3 separate regions of the Homo sapiens genome follow, and regions 1 and 3 are each linked to region 2. A link is a loop called in an ENCODE intact Hi-C map of the cell type or tissue named here. Cell type or tissue: GM12878. All regions are shown on one strand. Links, peaks and the distances in the headings refer to the core of each region. The heading gives the core; the rest is flanking DNA.

Region 1 (6,003 bases), core at 1,791-4,290, 430 kb after region 2:
ACAGAGTCTTGCACTGTTGCCCAGGATGGAGTGCAGTGGCACAATCTTGGCTCACTGCAACCTCCACCTCCATGGTTCAAGTGATTCTCCTGTCTCAGACTCCCGAGTAGCTGGGATTACAGGTGCCCGCCACTATGCCTGGCTAATTTCTTTGTATTTTTAGTAGAGACGGGTTTCACTATGTTGGCCAGGCTGGTCTTGAACTCCTGACCTTGTGATCCACCTGCCTCAGCCTCCCAAAGTGCTGGGATTATAGGCGTGAGCCACCACGCCCAGCCGAAAAATATTCTTTAATATAGTACCTGAAACATAGTAAGCATGTAACAAGTTTTACTTCTTTATATTAGGTTATATTTTATATCATTAGTATTATCATTAACAACCAGACCATGCAGTGGAAAAGAGAACAGAAATTGCAAGATGGATAAAAATTAACAGGAGCACCCCTGGGCATACACACATACCAGCACACTTAATTCTACATTTTAAGTTAGAGTTATGGACTCTTGTCACATGTCTGAAACAGAAATTTCCTAACACTGCTAACTGTGGTCATACTTAACGCAGCTGTGTAATTGTCCATCTGTTCTGATCTTTTGATGCTTAACTCAGTGGAGCATATACACAAGTACTGGAGATCAGGACCTCAGTTTATAAATGGGAGTTGCTCAGGAAAGAAAATTATAGTGCCCAGCCCATGGTCCCTAAGAAATAGAGCCCTGGCTTTTCACTCACTTTCTCTAAGTCTTGTCCCAATCAAACCCCTTCAAACAGCCAATACTCACCAAATCTTGGGGATCAGGCCAAAGGGAAAGAAGAAAGAGTGTGTTGACAAAATCTACAAGACAGCAGACACACCAACCAAAAAAAAACATGAGTGGAAGGAAAAGGAAGGACGTTAGAGAGGTTGATTCCCTGTCCATTTATTTTCTCTGATCACTCACTGCTCCTTGTGGGGAAAAGGTAGGTAGTTAGGGGATTAGAGACTCTGACATGCCCTCTTCTCACCCTCAAGGGAAGAAGATGAAAAAGATTCTATTAACCTTGTTCATGCCTTTGAGTTAACACTGCCTTAGAGTGCTTTATTTATTTATTTATTTGTAAGCTGATGTGTATGTGGGTGGAAAGCTGTGTGTATGTGCCTATCATATCACCCAGGTTTCAAGTTCATGCCCTCACTTACCAGATAAAGGACTTTGGATGAGTTACTTAATTTCCATTAAAAGGTGGTCATATTAGTACCTGTCTCTCAAGATTTTATAAGGATTGACAAATTAATAGGATACTGCTAGTGAAAATGCTTAACATATCGGCAAACTTATGGTGTAAAGGAATAACCTAGGGCACCTGTTAAGATGAAAATTATATGGCCCACATGAAATAATTCTAATATTATCTTTTAAAAATTCCAGTGGCTTTAGGGGTACAAGTGTTTTTTGATTACATGGGTGAATTGTATAAGGTTGAAGTCTGGGTTTCTAGCGTACCTGTCACCCATATTGCGTAGATTGTACTCAATAGGTGATGTTTCATCCCTCACCCCTCTCCTAGCTTCTCCTCTTCTGGGTCTCCAATGTCCATTATACTACTATGTGTGCCCTTGCATACCTATAGCTTATCTCCCACTTATAATTTTTAAAACATTAAACTTCATTAAACATTTTTATTGGTAAAAACAATATGAGCAAATAAAATATATTCTTATGGAGAAACTGTTAGGTCTACCAGCTGGTACTGTCAGGAATTTCTGCAAGTCCAGATATCAATTTTTACCTAAGAGGCTTTTACCCAACAATTCTGAAAGCCAAGTCAGTTTTTGTCAATGTTTGTCAAACGTTTGCTAAATATTGTTGAATGTGTTAATTAATAAAGATTGCCAGGAGTCCACTCAGTACTCTGAATGTTCTAGAATATCTGGAATAAACCAGAACTAATGAGATTAGTATTGTATTGGCTCCCAACAGAATTTTTACCTTTCGCTGAATAAAAATTGAGGTTGCTTCACCTCTCTATACTAGGATAAGGGACTGAAGAGTCACATGAACTTGTGTATTCTGTAAGAATGTGATTAATTGCATCACTTACTGCCTATTCTTTAAGAGCTTTCTAAAGATATTTCTCCATTCTTCATATAAGAAGTAGTTTTGCTTCTCTAACAATTAACTGTCTGTAACTTATAGCCATCATGAATTATGTAGCTAATCATGTTTAACTCTCACATAGACTGTTAGAAAGCTTACAGCTCAATTTCTGACCCACATATAATAAGAGAACAAAAATTCATAGCAGGTGGAAAGTGTATTTTCGGCCTATTTTTTGTCTTAATTTTTAAAAATCTTTCTACTTTTCTTTTTGCCTTTTCTATTTATACTTTGTAATATGCCACATAACAATGTTTCTGAACAATTGTCCCATAAGATTACAATACCATATTTTAGAGTACCTTGTCTATGTTTAGACATGTTTAGATGCACAAATACCATTATATTATACTTCCCTACAATATTCGGTATAGTAACATGATGTACAGTTTTGTAGCCTAGGAGCTATAGAATATAATAGAGAGCCAAGGCTGTATCACACAGGTTTGTGTAAGTACACTCTATGATATTTGCACAATAATAAAATCATCTAACAACACATTTATGAGACTCTATCCTCATTGTTAAGTGGGACCTGACTATATTTTTATTTATGGTATGCAAAATACATCAAGTAATTTTGGAAACAATGCATGTAGCTATTGTCACATGTTAAGAGATAGACTATAAATTCAAACACAATTCTCCGAGTCCAAAGGACATTCTTTTCTATTAAAACTATATGTTGAGAGCCATTGTAGAAATAAAAATTCAATGACATGTGAAAAGGGTAGTAGCACGGGGATGGGAAAGTAGTCTCAAGGTAAAGAGACCATGAACAACTCTGATATTTTGAGTCAAGTGAAAGCAGTGAGGGTTTGAACTACTGGGGTAGGGGAGGAGGGTGCCTGCACTCAGCCGGGGAATCCAAGAGGTTATTTAGAAAAAAACCACAGGTTTTGAGGACGTATCAGATTTGAAAGGGAAATAAGACATTGATTATCATTGCTGCCTGGCAGACACCTAAAAATAAGTATTACTGACCAAGTGACTGAATGACTCACTATGACCAAGTTATGCATACTGGATTTGAAGAGACAATGAATCATACAGAGGTACATTTTTGGCTTGTGACTACATCTCTATGGAGATACAAACATGAAAAAAATTGAGACCACCAATGCTTCCAATTGGTCAAGTCTTAAACCCACTTCTTAGTCTGTACGTGCTTTACCATTTTACTAGCCATAGGAATTTGCCTTCCTCCTTTTATTCCTTGTGGAAAACTCCACCCACCCACAACTCATTTGGCTTTCTCAAGGTTGAGTTAAACATTGAGTTTTATCATTGCCTTATCCCTTTGCTTAATATAAACACCTGCACTCTTAAATTAATAATTTTATGATTATTTGCCATTTATTTATTTGATAAATGTTGCCTATGTCCCTAGTGTGTGCTAGGTATTATACTTGATGTTGTTTAGAAATTAATAGGAGTGAACAAAGTAAAAACCCAGAACCCTGCAGAGTCATCAAAGAGGTAATTTTCCTGCCTTGCTATGATGTATAAATAAACTACCATGATAAATAAATCTGAAAAACCATTCAGATTTGCCAATCATTACATTGTCTTCATTAAAAGTTTTATAATCACTTTAGAGCAATCATAAGGAATTACAAAAGTTCTTGTTTCTAGAAGTCAAAAAATATTTATTATTTCCTAGACTCAGAACTTACTTTGCTATAACTGAAATGATTGAGTAGACTTCTGCCTCAAATCACAAAGAAAGCAAAACTCAAGTTTTCGTTAATAAATTTTAGTCTGTCCTTTCTCTTGGGTGTCTGAACACAGGTTCAGTCTTTGACCTAACACACACTAGGAACTTGTCCCTACCTCCAAGAGCTCAGGCACCTATCACTGGGACCCCTTGGGAAAGAGCAAAAGGATTCTGTTCTGGATTTGCTTGGTCTTTATTCTGTAGACAATAGAGTTGAGAGCAGGTGGAATGATTACATAAAGGTTGGCAAACATAATATGAAAGGTATGAGGGACATTATGCCCAAAGCAATGGGCAAGAATGGAGAAGAATGCTGGTATATAGAATATGAGGATAACACAGACATGGGAACCACAGGAGCAAAGGGCCTTCTGACGGGCATCTTGGGAGGGGAGGCAAAAGACAGCACAGAGGATGAGGGTGTAGGAGACAGCAATGAGGATCACGTCTGTCATCACCGTCATGATGGGAACACAAAATCCACACCAGATATTGATGGAGATATCAGCACAGGCAAGCTGGGCAACACCTATGTGCTCACAGTATGTGTGAGAAATGATATGTGTCCTGCAGAAGGGTAAACGATTCACAAGGAAAACACATGGGACAAAAACACAGAAACTTCGGAAACATATTCCCACAGCAATTTTGACAATGGTTTTGGGAGTCAGAATAGTAGTGTATCTCAAGGGTGAGCAAATGGCCATATAGCGGTCAAATGCCATGGCCAGCAGTATAGCTGAGTCCAACACAAAGCTATAGTGCAGAAAGAATAATTGGGTGAGACAGCCAGGGAAACTGTTTGGGGACCAAACCAGAAGATGCTAAGTGTTTTGGGGACACATGTGGTGGACAATATGAGATCAGTAATGGCCAGCATGGAAAGGAAAAAGAACATGGGTGCATGAAGACTGTGCTCTACCACAATGAGGTAGAGAAGGATACTATTGGCCACGACAGCCATGAGATAGATTAAGCAGAATGGGATGCTGATCCAGACGTGGTACTGCTCAAGTCCAGGGATACCCAAAAGGATGAACAGGCCTGTACCATGGTCACTCATGTTGTACATGGCCTTTAAGATCAATAGCTTCTGTGTCCTAAAAACAAATTGCTTATAATGAACATGAGGAAATTGTATGGTAATTCTTCCTCCACTGCTTCCTAGGGGCTGGTCCGCCTCTTTCCTATATTCCAAGAAAAAACCTCTCATTGATATTAACAGCAATGTTCATCACTTGAAGAAAGACTCTCAGACCCAATACTTCTGATACTAATCATCCAGTTACTCTAGAATCTTCTTCAAACTGCATAAACTGCTGTTCCCATTTTAATGACTGAGTTCTCCCTGGGTCAATGTAAGTTGCTGCTATATAAATATGAGTATAGAGAAAAGTAGTCTAACTACATGCAGGGATAGAAAGAAACTGAAAAATACTGGGTCACAGTTGGGAAAATGAGATAATTAACAATTACTGACTCCTAGTACATGCCAGTTTCTTGAAAAATATTATCTTATTTAGAAAAACCTTCTGAGATACGTATTTTTATCCACCTCATTTTTTTTTTTTTTTACAGAAACTGAAACTGAGACATAATCTTACCTAACATCTCACCTTTAGTAACTAGCAGAGCCAAGGTCATTAGATTCCACAGCCACTACTCTTTCATGTTGCTGTTACACCAGGTAACTGCTTCAACTCACTGTGAGATGCCAAGAATTCAGAAGAGGCGTGGACGTGTAGCAAAGGATGTAAAGAAACGGATCACTGGAACTGTAATTTGTCCCAACACTGACCCTACCCCAATTTCAACGACTGTTCTGATATCTCAGACACTACATAGAGAGACTTAAGGCTTGTAGACCAGAATGTTCTCTGAGATTGTGATGTTTGATGCCTCCTATATGAATGAAATGAGAAAGGGTATGAGGCTCAATCTCAGTCCACCCTTAGGAATTAATGAGGAAATCTTGTTTAAGAATCAGAGAAAATTGGTTTGTGTGCTTTTTACAAATACAGAGAGGACCTCTAGTGGAAGAAAAATACAATTTATATATTCTAAATCCTAGGTCAAGCTAAAAGCAAATAAACTTTATAACAGAAGCTAATATTTTTTGAAAACCTTTAATATACTACATGAGAC
Region 2 (6,003 bases), core at 1,214-3,713:
TCCGGCCACACTCAGTGAAGACTTTTGGACATCATTTCTGAGAAGAGGCCAATATGATCAACCTGCTTAGTGGTGCTTTCCTTGTTCCCCAACTCCATTTTCTCTTTCCTCTTCTAACCTGTTCATGGAAAGCAGGAATACAAATATTTATATTTGGAATTATATTTTAGACAGAGAAATAAAAACATTTATTCTAGCTTTAGCCCCAAGTGTTCAAATATGACACTGCTGCAAGACTCAGACTCCATTCAGTAGACAATGACAGTCACATAATTTTGGTGTATTACCATAGCAATTCTGATACAGGAGACAACCGTATACAAAAACTCTGTAGTTCATATAAGCACCCTAAACCTCTCACACCAGGACTTTTTCCACACATTGGAGGGTAAAGACATATTTAAACTATTTATATATAAATTTAAAATTAAGGAAATTTTAGAGTACCTGGTTTAGGAGAAGAGGAACCTCAGGTTGTATCGTCAGGGGAACCATGAAGAAGATGTTGAATTAGTTAGAGGTGAGGTTTAGTTAACGAGTTTGGAAGCCTGAATCTCCATATGGAGGCAGTGTGAACAGATATAACCCTTACATAGAAATCAGGCCCTGGTGTGTGATGTTCCCCTTCCTGTGTCCATGTGTTCTCATTGGGCCTGTTGTGGGGTGGGGGCCGGGGGGAGGGATACCATTAGGAGATATACCTAATGTTAAATGACAAGTTAATGGGTGCAGCTCACCAACATGGCACATGTATACATATGTAACTAACCTGCACGTTGTGTACATGTACCCTAAAACTTAAAGTATAATAATAATAAAAAAAAAAGAAATCAGGCTACTTACTGCTGAAGGAAAGTCGAAAGCTCTATTTTTTTTTTTTATCTTCTGGAAAAGTTGACATACGAAAAATATGATGGGATGAGACTATTTGAAAATTCTCCAAGAAATTCAATGGGAAATAATTGACAAACATGTTGAGGTGGAAGTGCCTTGGGAAGCAGCAGAAATAGAGAAACATCCAAAACAAAATTCTGATTGCAATATAATGGCTGTGGCTGGGACACTTAACAATTTCCAGTAACGATACACTGGCAAATAACTATGGTTCAGTTGCAGGGCTGGTAACATGATATTATGCATCAATGATTTTTTTTTAAGTGAGAGCAGAGAGGTTATGCAAGTGATTAGTTGTCTAGGTCTAAATCAAGGTGATCCATAAATTTTATAAGTGGTGTGCTAAGCATTTCTAATATTTCTCCATAACTCAAGTCATCACATCCAAATATTATTCTGTGTTCTTCCCTGGCCCCTAGTCACCATGATAACCACAGATTTAAACTCTGGAATGTTTTGGAGATCATTACATTGTTAGAGCCCAGAAAACCAATATCCCTAAATATAGCACTTTAACATTCTGAACTAAAGAAGCAACCGCAAGGTTTCTCTGACATCCCCCAGCCCTTCCTGTCTTTCACTTCTTTGTCTTTCCCAAAGCATGGGATGAGGTTATTCTCTGAAGTTCCCTTATCTACCTAGACGCTAGACCCCTAAAGAGGAACACAATTGCCTTCAATCCCTTCCCTGAAATTCCATTAACCAGAGAAGATTAAAACTCATATTACAGAGGAAGACACTGAAAATTAAACACCACACCTGGAGCCCAGATGAACTTCATCTCAAACTATTGTCTCTTCTCAGGTCCCATTCAATCTCTCCCCTCCCCTATAAAGAAGGATATATAAGCATCTGTGCTTAATTGAGTTATCAGGTAATCATTCTCCTTGGAGTTCTCCATGCTTATGCATGTTAATAAAATTCTATGTCTTTTTCCTGTTAATTTGTCTTTTGTCGATTCATTTTAACAGACGTAGACTTCAACCTTCAGAGGGATAGTTTCAACTTCCCTACACACTCATGATCCTTCTCTCTTTCAAGTAAAACATCTGCAGGTCTAAATTACTTCTCCAATAGCAGGCTCCTAACTGCCCTTAACATCTCAATCTTCCAAAGTAGATTCTTCAACTTATCATTATTGTTCTTTAATTGTAGTTCATAGAATTTCAAAGTGAGACCCTAACAAAAATATACTCTTCATGTTTATGATTTGGATTTTTTCTGGAGTCTACATTCATTAGCTGCACTTGTACTTGTACTTCAGGATGTACTGTTTCACCTCCACTTGAGCTGTACACATTCCTAACTATAACTTACTCAATATCCAGGAGCAACAGTGACAAGTGACTGGCACAGAGGAAGGTTGCTCTCTGCTGGTCCCAGCTATGTAATATTTGTGGTTTGTAACATAATTTTCCCTGATTACCAAAGTTTTATTAGCCTTTCTCAAATCCTGAGAGATATTTTTTCCCTAGGGCAAAGATGGAAGTTTAAAGCCAGCCATTTCTAAGGGTTAGCGGCTTGCTCAATTCCCTGGGGGCCTGGCATATCTAGTATGGCCAGGAGATGGCAGTGTTGAAGCATCTTCTGTTAGTAAAACACATCCCTGTCTCTCAGAGCCCCAGAGATAGGGTTTATCTCGTTCTCACTTATTTGACAAAGAAAAAGGACACTAAAATAAGGCAATGCATCAATTGAGACTCCATTTCATCTCTGAACAAATTGGACAGCGTTACTGTATGCTTGGTAAGGAAAGGGAATCGAAAACAAAACAAATATTGTACCTTGTATTTACTCTTGACCATCAAAGGATTTCCAGAAGGCATTTCAGTGATCCAAGAAAGAAGTGTGTTTGGAAGTGGTAGGCAGAACAGGGTTGAGAGTACAGTAATGCCTGTAAGAAGTAAGACTTGCTAAGAGAAAGGGAGGAAAATCAATTATGCACAGATGATTTTTGTCCTATTTTAAGAGACAGAAAATTAGAGCAGTCCTTCCTAGAAAAGTAAATCACAAGCTTTTTTTTTTAACAATCTCTTGATCCCAAGAAGTTCCCTACTCTTAAATATCTTTAATACAGAGTTTAATTTAAAATGCATATATGTTTTGGCTTTTAGTTTTTCCTTATTTAAAATTAATTAATGCAGAACAACACAAACTAGAGAACCTAAACGAAATGGACTAATTCCTGGAAACATACAACCTCTCAATATTGAGCCAGGAAGAAATTGAAATTTTAAGCAGACCAATAACAAGTTCCAAAATTGAATCACTAATAAAAAAACCTACCGACCAGTAAAAGCCCTGGACCAGATAAACAGCCAAATTCTACAAAGAAGTATAAAAAAAGAGCTAGTACTCATCCTACTAAAATGATTCCAAAAAGTTGAGGAGGAGGGACTAATCCCTAACTCATTCTGTGAGGCCAGATTTGTTCTGATACCAAAACCTGGGAGAGACACAAGGAAAAAAGAAATCTTTAGGCCAATATCTCTGATGAACATAGAGTCAAAAATCCTCAACAAAATACTACAAGCAAAATCCAGCAGCACATCAAAAAGCTAATCCACCAAGATCAAGTAGGTTTTATTCCTGGGATGCAAGATTGGTTCAACATACATATAACAATAAATGTAATTCATCACATAGACAGACCTATAAACAAAACCACATGATTATCTCAATAGGTACAGAAAAGCTTTTCGTAAAATTCAACATCCCTTCATGTTAAAAGTCCTCAACAAACTAGGCATTAAAGGCACATACCTCAAAATAATAAAAGCTGCCTATTACAAACCTACACCCAATGTCACACTAAACGGGCAAAAAATGGAAGCATTCCCCTTGAGAACTGGAACAAGACAAGGATGCCCACTCTCACCACTCCTATTCAACAAAGTACTGGAAGTCCCAGCCAGAACAATCGACAATAAAAAGAAACAAGAAACAAAAGGGATCCAAATAAGAAGAGGGGAAGTCAAACTATCTCTCTTCACCCGCAATATGATTCTATACCTAGAAAACCCCATAGTCTCTGCTCAGAGGCTGTTAGAACTGCTAAACAACTGAAATAAAATTTCAGAATACAAAATTAGTGTACAAAAATGAGTAAAATTTCTACACATCAACAACATCCAAGATGAGGGCCAAATAAAGAATGCAATTCCATTCACAATAGCCACAAACAGAATAAAATACCTAATAATACAGCTAACAAGGGAGGTGAAAGGTCTCTACAATGAGAATTAAAAAACACTGCTCAAAGACATCAGAGATGACACAAACAAATAATAAAACATTTCATGTTCATGGATAGAATCAGTGTTGTGAAATGGCCATATTTCCCAAAGCAATTTACAGATTCAATGTTATTCCTATCAAATTACCAATGCCATTTTTCACATAATTAGAAAAAAAAATCTAAAATTTATATGGAACCCAAAAAGAGACTGAATAGCCAAACAAATAGCAAGCAAAAGAACAAAGTCATGGAGTCACACCAGATGACTTCAAACTATACTCCAAGTCTACAGAAACTAAAACAGCATGGTACTGGTACACAATTAGACACATAAACCAATGGAACAGGTTAGAGAATTCAGAAATTAAGCTGCATGCCTACAACCATCTTATCTTTAACAAAGTTGACAATATGAGTAATTGGTAAAGGATGTCCTATTCAGTAAATGGTGCTGGGATAACTGGCTAGCCAATACAATCTTCTGTAACAGATGCAGAAGATTGCATATGGCTAGCCAGTTATCCCAGCACCATTTACTGAATAGGACATCCTTTAAATATCAATTCAAGATTAATTAAAGTCTTAAATGTAAGACCTCAAACTATAAAAACTCAAGAAGAAAATCTAGGAAATACTATTCTGGACCTAGGCCTTGGCAAAGATTTTATGATGAAGGATCCAAAAGCAATTGCAGCAAAAACAAAAATAGACATAACTATACTAAAAAGTTTCTGCACAGCAAGAAAAACTATTAACAGAGTAAGTAGACAAGCTACAGAATAGAAGAAAATATTTGCAAAATATGCATCCAAGAAAGGTCTACCAACCCCATTAAAAAGTAGGCAAAGAACATGAACAGATATTTCTCAAAAGAAGATATTCATGGGGCCATCAAGCATATTAAAAATGCTCATCACTAATCATTAGAGAAATACTAATCAAAGCCACAATGAGATACTACCTCACATCAGTCTGAATAGTTATTTTTAAAAGGTCAAAAAGTAACATGCTGGTGAGGTTGTAGAGAAAAAAGGATGGTTACACACTGCCAGTGAGAATGTAAATTAATCTAGCCAATGTAGAACACAGTTTGGAGATTTCTCAAAGAACTTGCAACAGAACTACCATTCGACCCAGCAAGCTCCTCACCGGATATACACCTAAAGGAATGTAAATTATTCTACCGAAAAAACACATACACTTCTGTGTTCATCACAATGCTATTCGCAATAGTGAAAACATGGAATCAACCTAGATGCTCATCAATGGTGGACTCCATAAAGAAAATGTAGTGCATGTACACCATGGAATACTATACAGCCATAAAAAGAAAGGGACCATATCCTTTGCAGCAACATGAATGCAGCTGGAGGCCATAATCCTAAGTGAATTAATGCAGGAACAGAAAACAAAATAACACATGTTCTCACTTGTAAGTGGAAGATAAACTTTGAGTACACATGGCCACAAAGAAGGGAACAACAGACACCAGCATTTACTTGAGGTCAGAGGGTGGGAAAAGGGTGAGGGTTGAAAAACTATTTATTGGGTATTACATTCACTATCTGTTTGATGAAATCATTTGTACATCAAATCCCAGCGATATGCAATTTCCCAGTTAAAAAACCTACACATGTTCCACCTGAACCAAAAATAAAGTTTAAAAAAGAAAAAAAAAAAAGAGAACATTGATCGATCCCCAAGGAAAAAAGAAAAATCTACAGTGTAGGAAAATCTAACATAGATCTCTTTGTAACTGAAAAAACAAGGCAATAATTAAGTTTTAAAAATTCGACAAACATCATATTTACACAGAGAATGAATGTAAGAAACAGGGCTGCACCTTTATGGTCACTGCCTTCAGGAACATT
Region 3 (6,003 bases), core at 1,791-4,290, 770 kb after region 2:
GTCTTTGTGTAAAACAAGGAAGAAGGAAGTTAATCAATAACGAAGATCAAAAATAAAGAGGGAAAGGGTCTTCTCTGGCACTCGTTAGTCTTTTACAACATTCTAAAAAACAATGTAGGTAATGGAAAAAGGCTAATTTATAATCAGGCAAACAAATACTACAACTTCCTAGGTTACAGCTATCTGTTAGTGACTCAAGTCCTATAATCACATTCTTTTAAGGCTCAAAATAATTTAAAGTTTCAACAGCTTTGGTCTTGAATTACTTATTTTCATTAAAAAAAGACATCAATGCCAGAGTTAATTATATTCTACTGGTATTGAATATTCGAAGACTATGCCATTTTCCATAAACCTTGCTCACCCCGTCAAGCAATCCTTCTCCTTAGGAACCCTTTATGCATCACACGGTATTCTACAGAATATGGAAACCAGCCTAGCTCATAGACTCTTATGGGATAGTAAGTGTGAGAATATTAATGCTGTTTATCTCTAACTTTATGTTACCCACCAGCACTTTGGGAACAGACATAATTCAGTGTAACTGAAAATAAACTTCCATGAAGTTCAATTCAGATACAGTATCTTCTTGAATATGTTCCAACATTGCTCCATTCAATTGGTTTATTGATCCATAACTCCTATATCAGTCAGAGCCTTGCTATATTATCCTGGTTTCCCAAAAAAACCTTTTTAAAATTCCAGATGCCTGCAGACTTTTCCATTTTTCTGGTGCCAAATTTGAAGAAAATTCTCAACAGTTTTCCAAAGTGATTTCACCATTTTACACTTCTACCAACAAAATATGAAAATCCCAATTGCTCGACATTCCCACCAACATTTGGTGTTGTCAGTCATTTGAATTTAGCTACTCTAGTGAGTAAAAAGCATTATCCCATTGCAGTTTTAATTTTTATTTCTCTAATAACTAATAATGATGTCAAGTATATTTTTAGCTCTTATGGGCCATTTTAAAATATTCGCTTGTGAAGTATCTATTATTCTTTTCCAACAACTACAAAATTAGCTACTTTGAGATATATTTGAATGTAGTTCAAAAGTCTTAAGAAATTAGAATCCAAAGATAAAACTACCTATTTCAAAATAAACAATAAGAGCAGTAAATTTTACCTATACTTATACATGTTTCTATATACACATGGATATTTATAAATATACAGATGATCCTTGATTTACAATGTTTTAATTGGACAATTTTTTGACTTTAGAATAGTTTGAGTATATGCATTCAGTACTTTCCTTGACTTACAATGGAATAAAGCCAAGATCAACCCCTGGTAAGGTGTCTGTAATACCATTGTTATTACTAACAATGTCATGTCTCTTGAAGACAATCTAGATCTTCTTACCTCTTGCATTTCCAAATTCCATTTATTTCATGCTAATTGCATCATTACTTTGGATGCTGCATTATCCATTGTCCTGCTCAAGAATAATGCCTTCAAAATATTGAACAATATTTTCAATGGATTTGTTTCTTTTTTAATTTTTATGGATACACAGTAAGTGCATATATTTATGGAGTACATGAGATGTTTTGATACAAGCATGAAATGTGTAATAACCACATCATAATCCAGCAATCCCACTGCTGGGTATACAAACAAAAGGAAGAAAATCAATATATAGAAGAGATATCAGCACTCCAGTGTTTGTTGCAGCACTGTTTACAATAGCTAAGATTTGGAAGCAACCTAAATGTCCATCAACAGATGAATGGATAAAGAAAATGTGGTACATATATACAACGGAGTACTATTCAGCCATAAAATATTTTCAAATTATCATGGGTTTATTGCAGCATAACCCCATTGTAAGTTAAGGAGCATCTATATATAATATCATATATTATGTATTGTATATTATTACATGTGATAAAAGTAAGTTTAAATAGAAGAATCTACAGGAAAATCTAAGGCTGCTTATTGGCAATATTAGTGAAGGTTCTAGAAAGCATAGTTAGCAAACTCAAGCTGACCCCTTAAACTAAGACAAATATATAGGCACAGTTTAGAAATTCCACAAGAGACTATAAGGATAGTAAGTGTGGGAATGTTTACTCTGGGGTCCAAAGAGGAGAAGGAGTTCCTGGCATCTGGAGGCCCAGAGAGCATTGCAGATAGAAGTTGCAATTTATTTGGAGGTACTCACAGAGCCCGTGGTGACCTGCAGGTCACCTGCAATGAAGGAGCAGGTGGGAACCAGAATAAATATCTCGACCTCACTCACTTCCCCCTCACCTGCTGGTGCTTCCTATTTTCTGAACCCAAGCAGATTCTATGGGACAAAAGAGGCTATTGATACAGTACATAGTCATGAATCTCTTAGGACACAGAGTATAGAATGGACCTAGAGAGGCCGAAAGGAGATCTCCAGCACATTGGCCCACATAAACAAAGGGCTGGAGGAAAATTCTGAACAAACATGAGGCGGCCAATATTTTTATATATTCTCCTTTCAATTACTATTGTGTGCTATTTATTTCAGTATTTATTTATTTGTAGCATTAGATACTCTCCTTTTTGTTCTCAGAATCCTCTTAGAATCATTTTGAATTTTTTTGTATTCTTTTAGACAGCCCAAGAATTATAATGCTGATAAAAAATCATTTGGACTAATATACTGTGAAATATAATCTAGTATGTTTGCACTGAGAATTGAAATGAGAATAAAAAAGTAATGGAATAATCACCAGGCATATTCTTAGTTTTCTCATAATTTTAGAGTATTCTCTCTGTAAGGCCAAAAGTAAAATGAAAGAACATTTTATATGCTAGGGGTATTCTTCTATGTGGTTTATAAGATTCATGGGTATTAAGGAAAACTTTGGGCTTTCCAAAGCTTTAATTAATATTGTAATTCAAAAAGATCAATATGATAATGCATAGTAAGATATATCCAATTTTATAGGAAACATTAGAAATAATCAAGAAAAGTCACTAACTTTTCATCCTTTACATTCTTTTATTGTAAAAGAAATCAAAGCTCCCTGAAGAAATGATTTTGAACTCAGAGGTATACAAATAGAGATATAACAAAAATATCTTGAAAACTTAGTTAGCACAATAGCTCATGTTCAAGAAATGTAGCTGATTTGACTTTCACGTATACATAATGCTCAAATGGCACTTGCTGATTTAGCCTGTATTTAATGAGCATCTAATTATTATGTTGTCTAATTCATATCAGGAGCTCAATAAAAGAAGGTTGAATCAAGGAACATTGGCTTGTAGGATGAGCATGACTGACATCTAGTGGTAAAAATAAATACTTTTTTGTAAAATTTATTTATTTATTTTGTAATTTCAACTCTTAGATTTAGGGGCTACATGTGTGGGTTTGTGACATGGGTAGATTGTGTGATTCTGAAGTTTGGGGTATGAATGATCCCATCACCCACTGATATGGTTAGGCTCTGTGTTCCCACCCAAATCTCATCTTGAATTGTCCGCATAATCCCCACATTAGGGTTGGGACCTGTTGGGAGGTGATTGGATTGCAGGGTTGGTTTCCCCCATGCTGTTCTCATGATAGTGAGTTATCATGAGATCTGATGTTTTTTTAAGTGTTTGACAGCTCCCCCTGCACGGGCATTCTCTTTCTCTCTCACCTGCTGCCCTGTAAGATGTGCCTCTTCCCCTTCCGCCATGACTGTTAAGTTTACTGAGGCCTTCCCAGCCATGTGGAACTGTAAGTCAATTAAATCTCTTTTCTTTATAAATGACCCAGCCTCAGATATTTACTTATAGCAACGTGAAAATGAACTAATATACGCAGGTGGTAAGCATATTACCCTATAAGTAGTTTTTCAACCCTTGTCCTCGGCCTCTCTCCCACCTTTAGTAGTCCCCAGTGTCTGCTGTTCCCATCTTTATGTCCATGTGTACCAATAAATACATTTCCTGAACAAATAAATGACAGTCATTTAAATGAACAATCTAATGAACTAAAAAGGTAAATAACTTTTTCTACTGAATATTTATTTATGTTATTGAACACCAAAAATTCTACTTCAAATAAGGAATAGAAATAATGTCCATTTAATAATATTTAGATATATTGTCAAACACTCTGCTGTTCTAGTCAAATGCATGATCTCACTTACTCTGAAAAAAAAAGTGTGAAATGTGTTTTGTCATTTCCGTCAGCCTTGTGAATCTATAAGAAGGAACAAGAAGCTGATAGAGGTTAAGAAATGTTTTCCCAGCTACAGAATCTAAGAAAAAAATATTTAAATTTATGTTGCCTAACTCCAAAGTGTTAACTTCAGAGATAATGTTGTAAAAGATTTGTGAAAATGCATAGCCAGTGTTAATGTATTAATTAATTTCTAACAAGTAAGTGTTGAGCACCTTCCAGACATTACCTTATTATACTGTTACAATATTGATATAATTTTTTCTCATTTTCCATTTGAGAAAACCAAGACTTAGAATGGCAAATGTAATTGAACAAGATCACAGAATAAGAGAATCAAAAGATCATGTTCTTAATCTGTAGGTTAAACTGCTTTTCTTTCTGTATATATATATATTCATTTTGATATTTCTATTAATATTATGTATCGTGTTAGATGCATTACACACTCACAAAAATCATGGAATGTAATTCTTGTAACAGATATATCTCATGAATTGGAAACTGAAGTTAGAATTCTATCTCTGCCATTTATTAATGTACATATATTTCAGAGATGACTTTAAGGCGATGCTGGGTTCCTTCTTACAGGGCTCTTTTCTTGCCTCTCTGTCAAGAGTAACTAATCACCTGATACCACAGTCAGATTTAAGGTGTAAGTGTGAGGTCATTATGCCTCTAACTGAATAGACCCCTGGGACCTGTGCAGGGAATGTACCCACTAGAGGATGCACAGATCATCAGCAAGCAGAAGGTATCTCTGACAAGATAACCTAGAGCCCTATCCTCAGGAGTAGGGAAATTTTCTGTTTTCTCTCCAGGTCCAGTGACACAGCCCACACTTTAGGGAAGCCCTTCCCAGGGGACAAGAATTCTCATATAACTCCTTGGCTCTGAATAGTAAGAACTATGTCGCATACAGGTTGCAGTCTGGGGTATCCGGTCCTTCACAGACAATTTCTCAGATGCGGGGCAGAGGTAGGTGAGTCAGCTCCTGGTTATGCTGAAAGAGGGTCCTCAATGACAGTAACTAAAGTGATTTGTGGGATGATGGAGCTCCAGTGACTCGGCCAGAGTCTCTGTAGATAGGGCCATCTTCTAAGGAAGTAGCAAGAGAAAGAGATAGTAGTTAAGAAAAACCCAAATTCATAGCTGTAGTCAAGAACAGACTATTACTTAAGGACATGATAAAGGAAGAAAAGCAGTAAACAAACTTCAAAGAGCATTCTGAGAGTTAAAGGAAAAGAGAAGGATAAGTGTTTTAAAATTAAAAAAAAAAGAGCATTTCATGAAGATGAGAAGGATGTTAACAGATCATTCCCTGGTTATAGCTGTGTGGTCTGCTTTTCAAGACCTATGCACCTATGACTAGTTGTTAGGAATCTCAGATGCTGAAACCTCAAATTTTCACCCGTCCCTGGAATTGCCCTCAGATCCAAGGAACTGCCTCATCTGAGGTCATGTCGCATCACACAGTGTGGCCCATTGCCAACAACTAGATAATATAGAAATACAAAAAAAATAAAAAAGGCTTACTTTTTTTGTGTGTGTGGGACAACTTAGAGAGATCAAACCATCTCCAGAGCTTCATATCGTATCATTTGAGGCTTCAGATGTAACTACATGATAAAGAAGTTTGTCTTCTGATCCAATCCTACCTTCCTGGCTTCTTTATAAGCATATTTTCCCAGAGCCTTTCTCAAAAATCTTTCTGCCCGCCATTCTCTATCTCAGATATGTTTTTAGGAATTCAATCTAAAATACTATATATAACAATAGGGAAGATTATTATTTGCACTCAACTTTCAATAGCCATTTGTGGATCCTGGCATTAAAAAAATCATG

What was found. Hi-C counts contacts between places; a loop is a spot of excess contacts. Peaks named below come from ENCODE experiments on the same cell type or tissue, not always from the same donor. Only the 100,000 strongest peaks of a DNase experiment are listed, where the experiment ranks them.
Region 1: it touches region 2 in a loop (4-fold over the local background); 6 of 110 quality-filtered maps call a loop at or near these places.
Region 3: it touches region 2 in a loop (4-fold over the local background); 12 of 110 quality-filtered maps call a loop at or near these places.

What each region holds. Positions count from the first base shown.
Region 1 is chr11:5,547,667-5,553,669 of GRCh38, forward strand. OR52H1 (olfactory receptor family 52 subfamily H member 1) reads right to left here and starts at 874. Exons shown (of 2, transcript NM_001005289.5): 1 at 786-874. It also overlaps the pseudogene OR52H2P. In GM12878, for the core only: no CTCF peak of the experiment used is centred there; a DNase peak (open chromatin) is centred at 3,045.
Region 2 is chr11:5,121,790-5,127,792 of GRCh38, forward strand. No RefSeq gene overlaps it. Among named protein-coding and RNA genes, the nearest start is that of OR52A5, 14 kb to the right of the region's middle. In GM12878, for the core only: a CTCF peak has its summit at 2,456 (motif pointing right); a DNase peak (open chromatin) is centred at 2,512.
Region 3 is chr11:5,888,135-5,894,137 of GRCh38, forward strand. All of the region lies in intron 2 of LOC112268071 (a long non-coding RNA gene), which reads right to left. OR52E5 (olfactory receptor family 52 subfamily E member 5) reads left to right here and starts at 5,074. Exons shown (of 3, transcript NM_001005166.5): 1 at 5,074-5,136. In GM12878, for the core only: a CTCF peak has its summit at 3,259 (motif pointing left); a DNase peak (open chromatin) is centred at 3,313.